Linked DNA regions of Homo sapiens: region 1 is linked to region 2. A link is a loop called in an ENCODE intact Hi-C map of the cell type or tissue named here. Cell type or tissue: A673. All regions are shown on one strand. Each heading gives the region's core, and the rest is flanking DNA. Links, peaks and the distances in the headings are about the cores only.

Region 1 (6,022 bases), core at 1,322-5,321, 140 kb after region 2:
TATTTTTAATTCATTCCTTTGACCTTACCAAGAATACTTTGAAAGTATTTGACAAAATTAATATCCACCATTATCCTCAACTATTGCCTAAAGGATTTCATTCTTTCAGAAAAGTTCTGAATCAGTTACTCAATTTACATTTCCCTAAAATTTATATGCAAGGATTTATTATGTTTCTATTTGCAAAGTTGTTTTATTCTTATGTTCCAGTATATGGATCTTAATTCTCCATTAGATGATAAACCAGCTCATGGAGACCTCAAATTTTGTTTTTATCATTTCTGGCTGGGCAGGCCAGATGTAGTTCTTCTATCGCATAAAAAGTATTACAGAGATTTGTACATGTAAGCCTAGATTAGCTTACTGTAACCCAGCTGAGTAGACAGTATAATAAAATTAAGAGGCAAAATTTTTAAAAGATGTTAGACTGAATATATCTTAAAACCAGAATTTTAAAAATATAATTTCTAATCTTAGTATTTGCCTCTGCGTGTTTAACAGTTGATATCTCACATTCGTAAACCACTTTGGGGGAACTAAAAAAAGCTTTATGTGTAATTGAATGTTTACTTTGCAGCCTTCTACAGAATTAAGGAATCTGTGTTTTATAAGCTTATGTCAAAACATTTGGAGTATTTCTAACTAAAATGTGAGTACATACATAAATGTTTCCATTGCCTTTACATATTAAGTTTAAAAATTGTAGTTAAAACAAAAAAAATCCATTTGAAAATCAAATACTAGAGAAAGTTTTTAAAGACAGTTTTCGCAAGCCACAGCACTCTGACTCATAAGGCTTGGATAGTATTTTTACTTCCCAGACATAGCTAGACTAGTGGTTGCATAAATACTATTCATTCACACTATCAGAGCCTCCTTTTACCTCATGATTATACCATCATATTCCCCAATGACTAGTATTTTGGTACCAATTGTTATAAATTTCAGGGTTGTCTAGTATAAAATTAGCCCTCTTCCAGTATCAAAATATTTCACATGCCATCTTAGAATAATTAACTTACCCCAGAAAAGCTAAAGAGAAAGGGAGAAGGCAGTTGTTTTAAATGACCTTAAGACTTTTCTACATATTGCTATTCAGACTTCCAGTGATAAAACAAGAAATTGCTATAGGCCTTTAGACTTAAGAGTCACCCAGTCCACTCACTCTTCATCTTGCTAAGCAATGCAGGTCACACCTGAGATTCAACAGCTAAGTGTACAGCCTTGGCTGTGCCCACTCAACACGGAGTGAAGCAGCCAGCATGCAGTAAAAAAAAAAAAAAAAAAAAAAAAGCCACTGGAGTTCATTCTGTTGTACTTTCTCATCCTTATCGTCTTATTTTTTTCTCTTTGTCAATCTGTTTGAGAACTCTTTGGTGTCTATTATCTCTCACTTTCCTACCCATCCTTCAAAGCGGCTCCCCTTCTCATCACCACTGTGGAAAACTCTTTCATTTCATCCTACCCTTGCTCGGACCCAGTGAACTTACACCCAATCTATACTTCCTGTCCCCCTAAGGGCCCAAAGGGGATAGTCTACTTATGCTTCCTGGTGTGTCTCCACTAAAGAGCCTGGTTACTCCTCCCTTTCTCATAAAAGAGGTCTGACAAAAGCCTGCAATTTCATTTAGTTCCATATTATCCTGGCATCTTGACATTATTGTTTGACTTTGCTGTGGCCAGTATCTCCAGCTTTCAGCCCAATAATTTAGCTGAGGTAATGAATTAAATATTTAGTGTTTCAGTTATATGTTTAGATTGGGCTCCTCAATAATGTTAATGCCCACTATTTCTCTTATCCTGAATGGTGACAGACTGCAAACTGCCTTGCTGGGACTTCTATTTTCTGTTTTATTCTGTTCTCTGCCTTTTGCCGATGTCACCCTGTTTTCAGCCTCAACATTAAATAAATAGCCAAATACACAAGTGCCAAGAATTGTTGACAATATAACTCTAGAAGCATATGGTGCTAAGCTAGTAGAAAAACAATTCTTAGCTCAGTAAGTATTCTTCATTTGAAATTGTGCACTATTTCTTCTCCTTCTACTTGAAAAGTCAGCAAACTTGAGGACCAAGTGTCGCCTGGGGATCTAACTTGCATAAAACATTGTGTTGGCTCTGAAGCACTGAGATTCCATAGCAAGGCCAGCAATACATAAACTCCTCTGGTACTCCTACATTATTTATCCCTGAACAGCTAGGGGGCTTTTTGCAAAGACGTCCCTAACTACGGCAAGCATTCACTCTATTTAATGTTTATTTAATTAACAGTGCACAAACACCAATTCTGTGAGTGCAGTGGAGTCTGTGCACATCTTTAGATTTATTTTCTCAATTGATTTGGAAAGGCAGTAGCAGAATGGTGCCAGACATTTCTTCCCACCCAGTTATCCCTTAACACCCAAGAATCTCTCTATCTAAAAAGGCATTGGTTAAAATAGGGTAAAACTGATATGGGGACAAGACAGAAGAAAGGAATATCTGGGGGAAAAAGTTGGCAGAGAGAAGCTCTGTTGTCATTGTTAGACTTTTTTTTTTTTTTTTTTTTTTGAGACAGGGTCTCACTCTGTTGCCCAGGCTGTCTTGCAGTGGCAGGATCTTGGTTCACTGCAGCCTCCATCTCCGGGGTTCAAGTGATCCTCCCACCTCAGCCTCCTGAGTAGTGGGGTCTACAGGGGCATGCCACCATGCCCAGCTAATTTTTTTTTTTTTTTTTTTTTTTTTTTTTGTAGAGATGGGGTTTTGCCATTTTTCCCAGGCTGGTCTCGAACTCCTGTGCTCAAGCCATCCACCTGCCTAGCCTCCCTAAGTGTTTGGACTACAGGCGTGAGTCATGGTGCCCTGTCTTTACACTTTCAAAAGAAGAATTACAATATTATTGTGAAATAATTGAATTTCTTCATTATATAAAATGTGAAGATTTAATCCAGCATCATTTAAGAGTTAGATAGGATGATCTGTAAGGTCACTGTTATTCTAAAATTCTATGTTCAGAATTACCTAGACTAGATTGCCTCTAAGTAGCACTCAGAATGAGACATCAACTGTGGATTTTTATATCCTAAAGCACACAGGATAAAACTCAGAGATATAAAATGAAGCACTCACAAACTACTATCTACCACAGTACATAACTCTAAAAATCTCTGTAAACATATGAGAAAGGAAAGAAGCATCTTCTCAGCAGAATTGAATAAATTGAGGATGTATGTATTGAAAATCTACTTTAGGGTATAAGACTTCTCAGAAATAAAATCAAATCCAATAAAATCAAATTTTGTTAGTTTGAGAAACATTGTAAAGTTTTGTTTTGCTGTCATTATCTGAAGCCTACCATTAACCCTCCGTGAAGAAACTGGCTTTCTAAACTGAGGTAACATAAAGTTTCTTCATATTTGCAATTGTGGGGAGTTGGAATCCTTATTTTTCTCAAGCCTGTGGTCCCTTTTCTGTGATTTATCCTTCTTTCTCCATCTTTCCATTTCTAAGATTGGCCTAATAATCACTGTAATATCAGATGACTAAGTTGTGGATGCACACTTTTTATTGAATTACCTTTTGTGCAGACTTTGTGTTAAATTTTGCATTTATTAATGAACAATATGTTATTAGTAAACTTATTTAAAGGTTCTATTTTATTATTCCATTCATCACCAGGGGGCAGCACAATTCCCAAAGAGTATTTTCTTTTTTTTTTTTATTCAGAGTGAAAAAGTACAATGGCATAATTGGTACCGATTTCTATTGCAGCTAGAGGCATACACAGGATTATTCTACTTTTTTATGCAATGAATATAGACTAAAAACTAGCTGGATTCAGAAAATTGTATCTACAAAGAGGAATATACTTATTAGCAGATACCTCGCATAATTCAAAAAAGAAGGAAAAAGTATCATTAAGTTTGTGTGTTTGTGTATTATCTCTGAGGTACAAGAAAAATAAAATTATTGTTTTCTGAATTCCTTTATGGCACAGAAAAACATATAGGATGGCATTATTTCCCTTTACTATCTTGGGAAAGAAACATAAGTAATACAAAGCCCTAGGTACTTTCAAAGAGCTGAGGATGAAAGAGATGGGAGAAATGTGGAGAGATGGAGATAAAGGGATATTTCAAAGATGAGAAAGACATGGTTGGTTTCCTGAAAGACTTAATACATCAAAGATACCACAGTTTAAGAATAGTAAATAAACAATTATATTTTATTTTAAAATAAAGGACTATAAATCACGCTGCTATAAAGACACATGCACACGTATGTTTATTGCGGCATTATTCACAATAGCAAAGACTTGGAACCAACCCAAATGTCCAACAATGATAGACTGGATTAAGAAAATGTGGCACATATACACCATGGAATACTATGCAGCCATAAAAAATGATGAGTTCATGTCCTTTGTAGGGACATGGATGAAATTGGAAACCATCATTCTCAGTAAACTATCGCAAGAACAAAAAACCAAACACCGCATATTCTCACTCATAGGTGGGAATTGAACAATGAGATCACATGGACACAGGAAGGGGAACATCACACTCTGGGGACTGTTGTGGGGTGGGGGGAGGGGGGAGGGATAGCATTGGGAGATATACCTAATGCTAGATGACGAGTTAGTGGGTGCAGCACACCAGCATGGCACATGTATACATATGTAACTAACCTGCACAATGTGCACATGTACCCTAAAACTTAAAATATAATAATTAAAAAAAAATTTTAAAAAATTTGATTTTCTAAATTCACATACATGAGATTTGGAAAAGTAATTTATGATGAATTTATCTTTCATGACATTCCTGTTTATAAGCCTCCAATTGCTGCCTGGAGTATCACCTTTAAAAGTTCACATACAGTGACACAGAACTTTCAAACTATAGTGCTCGTCACATGTACTCTTTTTTAAAAAATGTGTTGGTTTTTATAGATCCATAAAATAAAATGGGTTATAAAGAGTTAAAAGTTGTAGTAAATTGAACATGAAAATAAACAACTTATGAAATCGGATAATATTTGAAGGCAACAAGTCTACAATATTACCAAATAAAAAAGTATTTTGCTAACTTACAGGAAGGTAGAAATAGAAACAGCGGCACAGTAGCATATGCAGTTAAAATGTTTCAAATATGGTCTTATTTTTAATGTGAAAAATGCTCTTATTTAGAAAAATAAAACATGTACATATGCATACATACAACCCTTCCATTAGCCCTGTTTCTCCATTAAATAATGTCTTTCTTTTTTCATCCTCAAACTGAATTCATTCATTCTTTCTTTTTCATTCACTAAGCATTGCTTTCTGAACTGATTATGCACCTGCCCTTAAGATTTCTCTATTTTGTGGAGTAGACCGACATGGCAACAAATGATTCTAACAAAATTGAAATTTGTGTTTTAAGACAATACAAAGTGTCATGGGAATAAGAACATGCAAGTCATAGACTATAAACCCCTTGAGGACAGGGACCATGTTTATCTCATCAGGAACACTTAACTCCAGTATCTAAAGGAATCCTAGGCAAGCAGCAGGCACTCAACAGATATTTGTTCATTTATAAAATACCCATTTTTCCAGAATCAGAGTGGAAGACGAAACTTGCAAAACCGGGTATTCATTTCCTAAGGTTATTGTAATAAAGTGCCATAAACTGGTGGCTTAGAAAAGCAGAAATTTACCCTCTCACAGTTCTGGGGGCAAGAAATCCTCCAAAATTAAAGTGCTGGAGACAATGCTGCCTCTGAAGCCTCTAAGGGAGGATCTTTCTTTGCCTCTCCCAGTTTCTAGTAGCCCCAGGCATTCCTTGGCTTTTGGCAAGATAACTCCACTTTCTACCTCCATCTGCACATGGTGTTCTCCCTGCATCTCTGTCTTCACATGACTCTCTTCCTATAAGGACACCAGTCATATTGGATTAGGAGTTTACCTACTTCAGAATAATTTCATTTTCCCTAATTACATGTACAACAACTTATTTCCAAATAAGGTCACAATCTACAATACTAGAGGTTAGAACTTCAG
Region 2 (6,022 bases), core at 1,045-5,044:
CAACAAACAAACAGTACTAACATCAAAAGAAACTGATGATGATACAAATAGAAGAAAGTTTAAAATAAACACAGTAAATAATATTGAGGAGAGTCAAGAGAATTTTGCATTTCCATAAAGCAATATGAATTTGTTATGAATAAATATAGAAGTCTTAGACGTTTGAAAAATGAATGTCAGCTGGGCGGGGTGGCTCACGCCTGTAATCCCAGCACTTTGGGAGGCCGAGGCGGGCGGATCACTTGAGGTCAGGAGTTTGACCTCAGCCTGGCCAATATGGTGAAACCCTGTCTTTACTAAAAGTAAAAAAATATTAGCTGGGCATAGTGGTGGGAACCTGTAATTCCAGACTCGGGAGGCTGTGGCAGGAGAATTGCTTGAACCCGGGAGGCGGAGAGTGGACTGAGATTGTGCCACTGCACTCCAGCTTGAGCAACAGAGCGAAACTCTGTCTCAAAAGAGAAAAGAGAGAGAGAGAGAGAGAGAAAGAGAGACAGAGACAGAAAGAAAGAAAGAAGGAAGGAAGGAAGGAAGGAAGGAAGGAAGGAAGGAAAGAAAGAAAGAAAGAAAGAAAGAAAGAAAGAAAGAAAGAAAGAAAGAAAGAAAGACAGAAAGAAGGAAGGAAGGAAGGAAGGAAGGAAGGAAGGAAGGAAGGAAGGAAAGAGAGAGAAAGACAATACAAATGAATATCAAAACAAAAATCTTAATTGACCAGCTGAATGGTAAAAAAAAAAAAAATGCAGCTGAAAAGCAAATAATGATTTGAAAAACTGAGCTAAAGCGTTTTTTCGTATAACTCAATATGATGGAGCAAGTAAATAGAACAACATGAACAAAAGAGATACAGAGAACACAAGGCAGGAGAATAGTGTCTGGAGCCAGGGAACCTAACAGCCAATTCGTGCTGACTTCCTAGAACTAAATGGAATGGAAAACACCACCTCTCTACACCCAAGTAACAAAAGGATCAGAGGCTACACCCTTTACAATCCCCATCTCCTCCCCACCGTATTGCACATGAAAAATATTCTAAGAAATAAAATAATAAAAATATTTTAAAACATGGAATATGATGAAACTTTTTTGTTAAATGATTAAACATTAACTTGAATGATACTAGCGTATTAATCGACCTGTTCCACAGCCCAGTCCAGAATGTTCCCATGATTGATAGGGCAAAGTGGTCCAGTGTGCAGGTTTAGGAACCAAAAAGACTAGGATTCTTGTTCTAACTCTGTGACTCCCTGGCCAGATGACCTTGGGCAAGTTATATATTTTCTCTAAGCTCCAGTCCCCTCAACGTATATGCAATAAAAGTCTCTATATCCTAGTGTCATTTGTGAAGATTAAATGAGATAATCTACATAAAACAGGTAGTGAATACACTGCAGGTCTTCCATAAGTACTTGAATAATGTTAATTATTACTAGTAGTATAACTACTACTGATAAAATTATTCACAATGTTGCTTAGTAATCCAGATATGCATGGACTGCAGGAATATTTTTATGATAATAGATAAAATAAACTATGGGAAATGGAAACAATAAGGCAAAGAGATATTTGTAGAGCTAAAAAAATTGTATCAAGGAAACTATTCACAATATTTTCTATACATTAATTGACAGCAAATTTTGAATCTTTATCTTTCAGGCAGTATTTTGAGACATCAAGTTGACTCCCTCATCCTGCAAACTTGGAAGCCTATTTGGAAATAAACTATCCATCACCAAATAAGATACCCACAAAATGCTAGAAAGAAATCTCCTTTTGCTTCTCCCAAAGTGAGTACATATGTTAGCCTGAACCACATTAGACATCCCGATTCCTATTGACACTGGAAGTTGTTTCAAATCTTGAGCCATAAAATCTTCTCATCTCTGACTAATTCCCTATCCCTGTCAATTGGGTTTGCAATAAGTCTGCCAACTGATTTCTAGGGAATGATTTCTAAGCCAGTCTTCCAACTTTACTTTTTTATTTTTTAAACTTGACTGATTGATTCCAGGACTTTGAGACTTCCATTACCTGGCATTGAATTGTAAAGAAAAAAACCCATCATCTTTTGAGGTAAGGAGCCATGGGAGAAAGACTCTGGTCTATCACACTACAGAGAGGTATTAATCAATTAAAGATTTCTTCAATGCTGCCACACCCCAAAATATATGTATTAATATTTGATTTATATTATAAAACTAATCCCCTTTAGCCTAACTTACATATATATATTGATATTTTATATATGTAAAAATATGTATATATAGCTTTTGAGATTGATTTAACTAAATTACATGATTAATTATTTCAGTAAGGTAGGAATCTGGAACATTGTCAATAATTACCTTTCCCCCTATTTCTCATAGGTCCTTACTTAATCCTTCATTTGCATATTGGCTAATTGTTTCTCTAATATAAGCTATGTTGATATTAGCTATATGATTGAATTAACTTTAAAAGGTATACATCAAATTATCAACTACAGAGAAATAAAATGATTTCCACTCCATAAACATACACAATATACATCAACATATATAGGTGTTTGAGTTCAATATGTGTATATTTTTAAAAAGATTTACGAAGCAGGAAATCTTTTTGAATCCCATTGAGTGAGAGTCACTCCTGCTAGCTGGAGTTAGCCATAAAGCAGAACTCGAAATTTTGCCGCCCGGACCTCTAGAGGGCAGACCTGGAACCTCTCTAGTACCACCTTCAATAGCACAGCAATGGGGAATGAGATGCATAAATCATTTTTAACTATATTCAGACACCTTTTGGGGACAGCTACAAAGTGCTAAGCACAAATAATAAGAAAAAAAATCCACATGGTCAAAGAAAGGAAATTACAATATGATGTAATGCTCTGTAATAGCGGGAGGTTATGAGGAATAGACACAAGGTTCCTTGAAGGAACAAGGAAGGCTTTCTGGAGGAGGTGATAACAAAGCAAAGTATAAATTCGTCAGATATGGAATTTTGGGAGAGTGTTCCAAACAGTGCAAGCAGCAAATACATAAGCTTCAGGTAAAATATATTGTAGGAACACTATATGTAGTTCAGAAAAGCCTCTTGTAGGAAAGCAACACCTTACAGATTTAAATGGTAAAAATGTATAAAAGTAGCTCAAGCATTAAATTTTTGCCAGTTATTGAGCCAATTTTTATTTTCCATATTTCTATTTTTCAATATGTTAAAGATAACTCTAAGCTGGGCTCAGTGGCTCATGCCTATAATCCCAGCACTTTGGGAGTCCAAGGCGGGAGATTGTTTGAATCCAGGAGTTCAAGACCAGCCAAGGCAACATAGCAAGTCCTCAATTCTACTTAAAAAATAAATACATAAATAACACTAAAAACTACATATTAGGATTGCAAAAATTTGCTTCTATAAAACTATGGCCTGCCACTGAAAAGGAGAAAAAAAAGAAAGAACAAAATTGCCAACTTAATTTAAACCTGTACAAGCATACAAACAGACTCAAGTTCTGAAATAGATAATCAAAAATGTTCACCTAACCAATGCATCAAGTGAATTTTATCTGAATGTGCTGTGGCATAATAGTGTTTGGAGGTATTTAGAAGATGGTAAATCCCAGAATCTTTCTAATTATTCTTTGAGAAAAAATAACTTGCACATTTTGAAAATAAATATTTCAATATATAAATAAACTTTCAGTGTATAAAAACAAATTTATAAAACAAGTTTATCTACCTCTTTCATTATATATGAAAGGTTTTTACAAAGACCTTTTTAATAAAGATTCTAAATTAATCTTAAATTAAGGTTCACCTCAACGTTCTTAAATATGAACTAATGTTCAAGCATATAATTATATTTCTAGTTATAGTCTCCTTGACAGCACTGAAATCATTCCAGATAACATGATTCCTATTATAATATACCTAGGGAAAATAACCCAAACTAAAAATTATTAGGGGGTTGGTTATTTAAATACATTATTTTGAAAATGGCATCGAGTATAGCCTGAATTTTTAATTCTAAAACCCAAAACTCAGGCAAATAAACTTATTAATAGAGCTTTGATTGGCCCCTTGGCTAATGATCCGTGGCTCAGAGCATCAATATACCAGGTTTCAGATCATGATAAGTATACCAAATTTCTATAGATTGTCTGGCAAAGCAGATACTATCACTATCTTGTGACAATAGTCTTCTAGGCTTACGTATCTTGCCGGTTTAAAAAAGAAAAAAGAATTCCATTGTCAATGTATTTATTAAAATAACACTGTATTTTATTGATTTAAGCTGGACATCCCTTTACATTTTAACTTCACTGAGATTGGGATGCATAATGAAATTAATGATAGGAAAACATTTTGCTAGAGTTCAATTAGCAGAATTTTTCTTTATTACCTAAAATAATAATTCAACTTCAAATGAATGGCTGCAGATTTGCTAAAATATGGTTATACTACTATTACTGCTAATAGTAAAAATGGTAATGATAATAAGTAGTAATCAACATTTACTGATTGCTGTCAATATGCCAAACCTTATTTGGTTATATTATTTGTATTAAATAATTTAATCTTCAAAACCTTCAATGAACAGAGAAGTTAACAAAAGTGGGGTGGAACTGATGATAAATCTGTTTGATTACATGTGCTAGAATTCAGATACATTCTTCTGTTTGTAAAGGAAAAAAAGTCTTTTAAAATTAAATAAGGAAGATATTTGTGCTATATATTACTGTCTTAAAATTATCAAAAATATCAAAGGACTATTAACTTATATCTGTTCTTTAATTTTTACTCTATTGTTCATTACGATACCATAAAATGACTATATAATGCCCGTTATTATGGTAAACCACCTTCTTAACATTTACATCTGAATATAATTACATATGAAAGGAAATACTCAAAAATCAATATTTTTATTCTGTTTTTTAATCAATAAAGAGAATACTCAGCAACTTTTTAAAAATATTTACTCGTAGTCATCCTATAATCCTTTGCATTTAAAAACATTTTCCTATCTGCTAATGTTTTTACATTATTGGACATAAAGTAAATGCTTGTCAAAAATCAATAGTCTCCAAATTCATAACTTATATTTATCTAATCCTTAAGCACTACACAGTTCTAAACAAATAGATTTTATACTCACATCTGTGATATTTTGAAGTTACCTGAGAAGAATATTAATGAGGGACACAAATAATTACTAAAAATACTCCTTTGATCAATTTCATAGTTATCTGATATTAAATTTCCAAGTTAAAAAAATTTAAACATAATTTTAAAAAGTCAAGGGTCTTCCTTATTCAAGAAAATTGGTTTAATTCTTTAACACAAAATATTTCACCATATGGTCATAACCAGCACTATTGGCAAAGGGCCTTACATATATTGGATAGTCAGGAAATATTTGATGAATGAATGAACAGATGCATGAATAAGTGGATAACAAACATAAGCATATTCATCTATTTTATTTCTAAAAATGTCTCAAGTTAACATTTTTCATTTGAAAGATATTTTCAATTACTTACTGAGCTGTATTTTTGCAACTATGCAAATGATAGCACTAACTTTAATTGTATTCATTTATCTTTAATCAGCATTATTTTATTCTACTAGTCTACAGGGGGGTTTTACACATTACAAAATGCAAATTATGATACATCTCGAGTTTAAGAGAATGTCATTTGTTTTTGGATTCCCCTACGACACAGTCGAGATTTATTTATTTATTTAAGTAATCACTCATTGGCCAAATGTGTTCTGATTTGTTTCTGATAGAAACAAATGTCAAAATGACAGAAATTCTTCCTTATCATATTATCATTACGTTGGACACCAAGGACATGAAGATGAATTAAATATGTTTCTCACCCTTGATGAACTCCTAGTAGGTTGTTTAATGCACATTTGTTGAATAAATGAATGAACAAATACAAAAATTTTGAAAGCGCTGCACATTCAGTCATTGTATTTAGCAATATAGAGAATGAGAAGACAGTGACTATACTCATTTTAACAGTTCACAACACTGTACT

Evidence for each region. Hi-C counts contacts between places; a loop is a spot of excess contacts. Peaks named below come from ENCODE experiments on the same cell type or tissue, not always from the same donor. Only the 100,000 strongest peaks of a DNase experiment are listed, where the experiment ranks them.
Region 1: a loop joins it to region 2, with 2.0 times the contacts of the local background. A loop is called at or near these places in 3 of 110 quality-filtered maps.

What each region holds. Positions count from the first base shown.
Region 1 is chr2:212,144,459-212,150,480 of GRCh38, forward strand. All of the region lies in intron 1 of ERBB4 (erb-b2 receptor tyrosine kinase 4), which reads right to left. Among named protein-coding and RNA genes, the nearest start is that of MIR548F2, 280 kb to the right of the region's middle. In A673, for the core only: a CTCF peak has its summit at 3,646 (motif pointing right); a DNase peak (open chromatin) is centred at 3,683.
Region 2 is chr2:212,002,599-212,008,620 of GRCh38, forward strand. The region is part of intron 2 of ERBB4 (erb-b2 receptor tyrosine kinase 4); the gene reads right to left. Among named protein-coding and RNA genes, the nearest start is that of MIR548F2, 420 kb to the right of the region's middle. In A673, for the core only: a CTCF peak has its summit at 2,681 (motif pointing right); a DNase peak (open chromatin) is centred at 2,693; H3K27ac peaks cover 1,083 bases.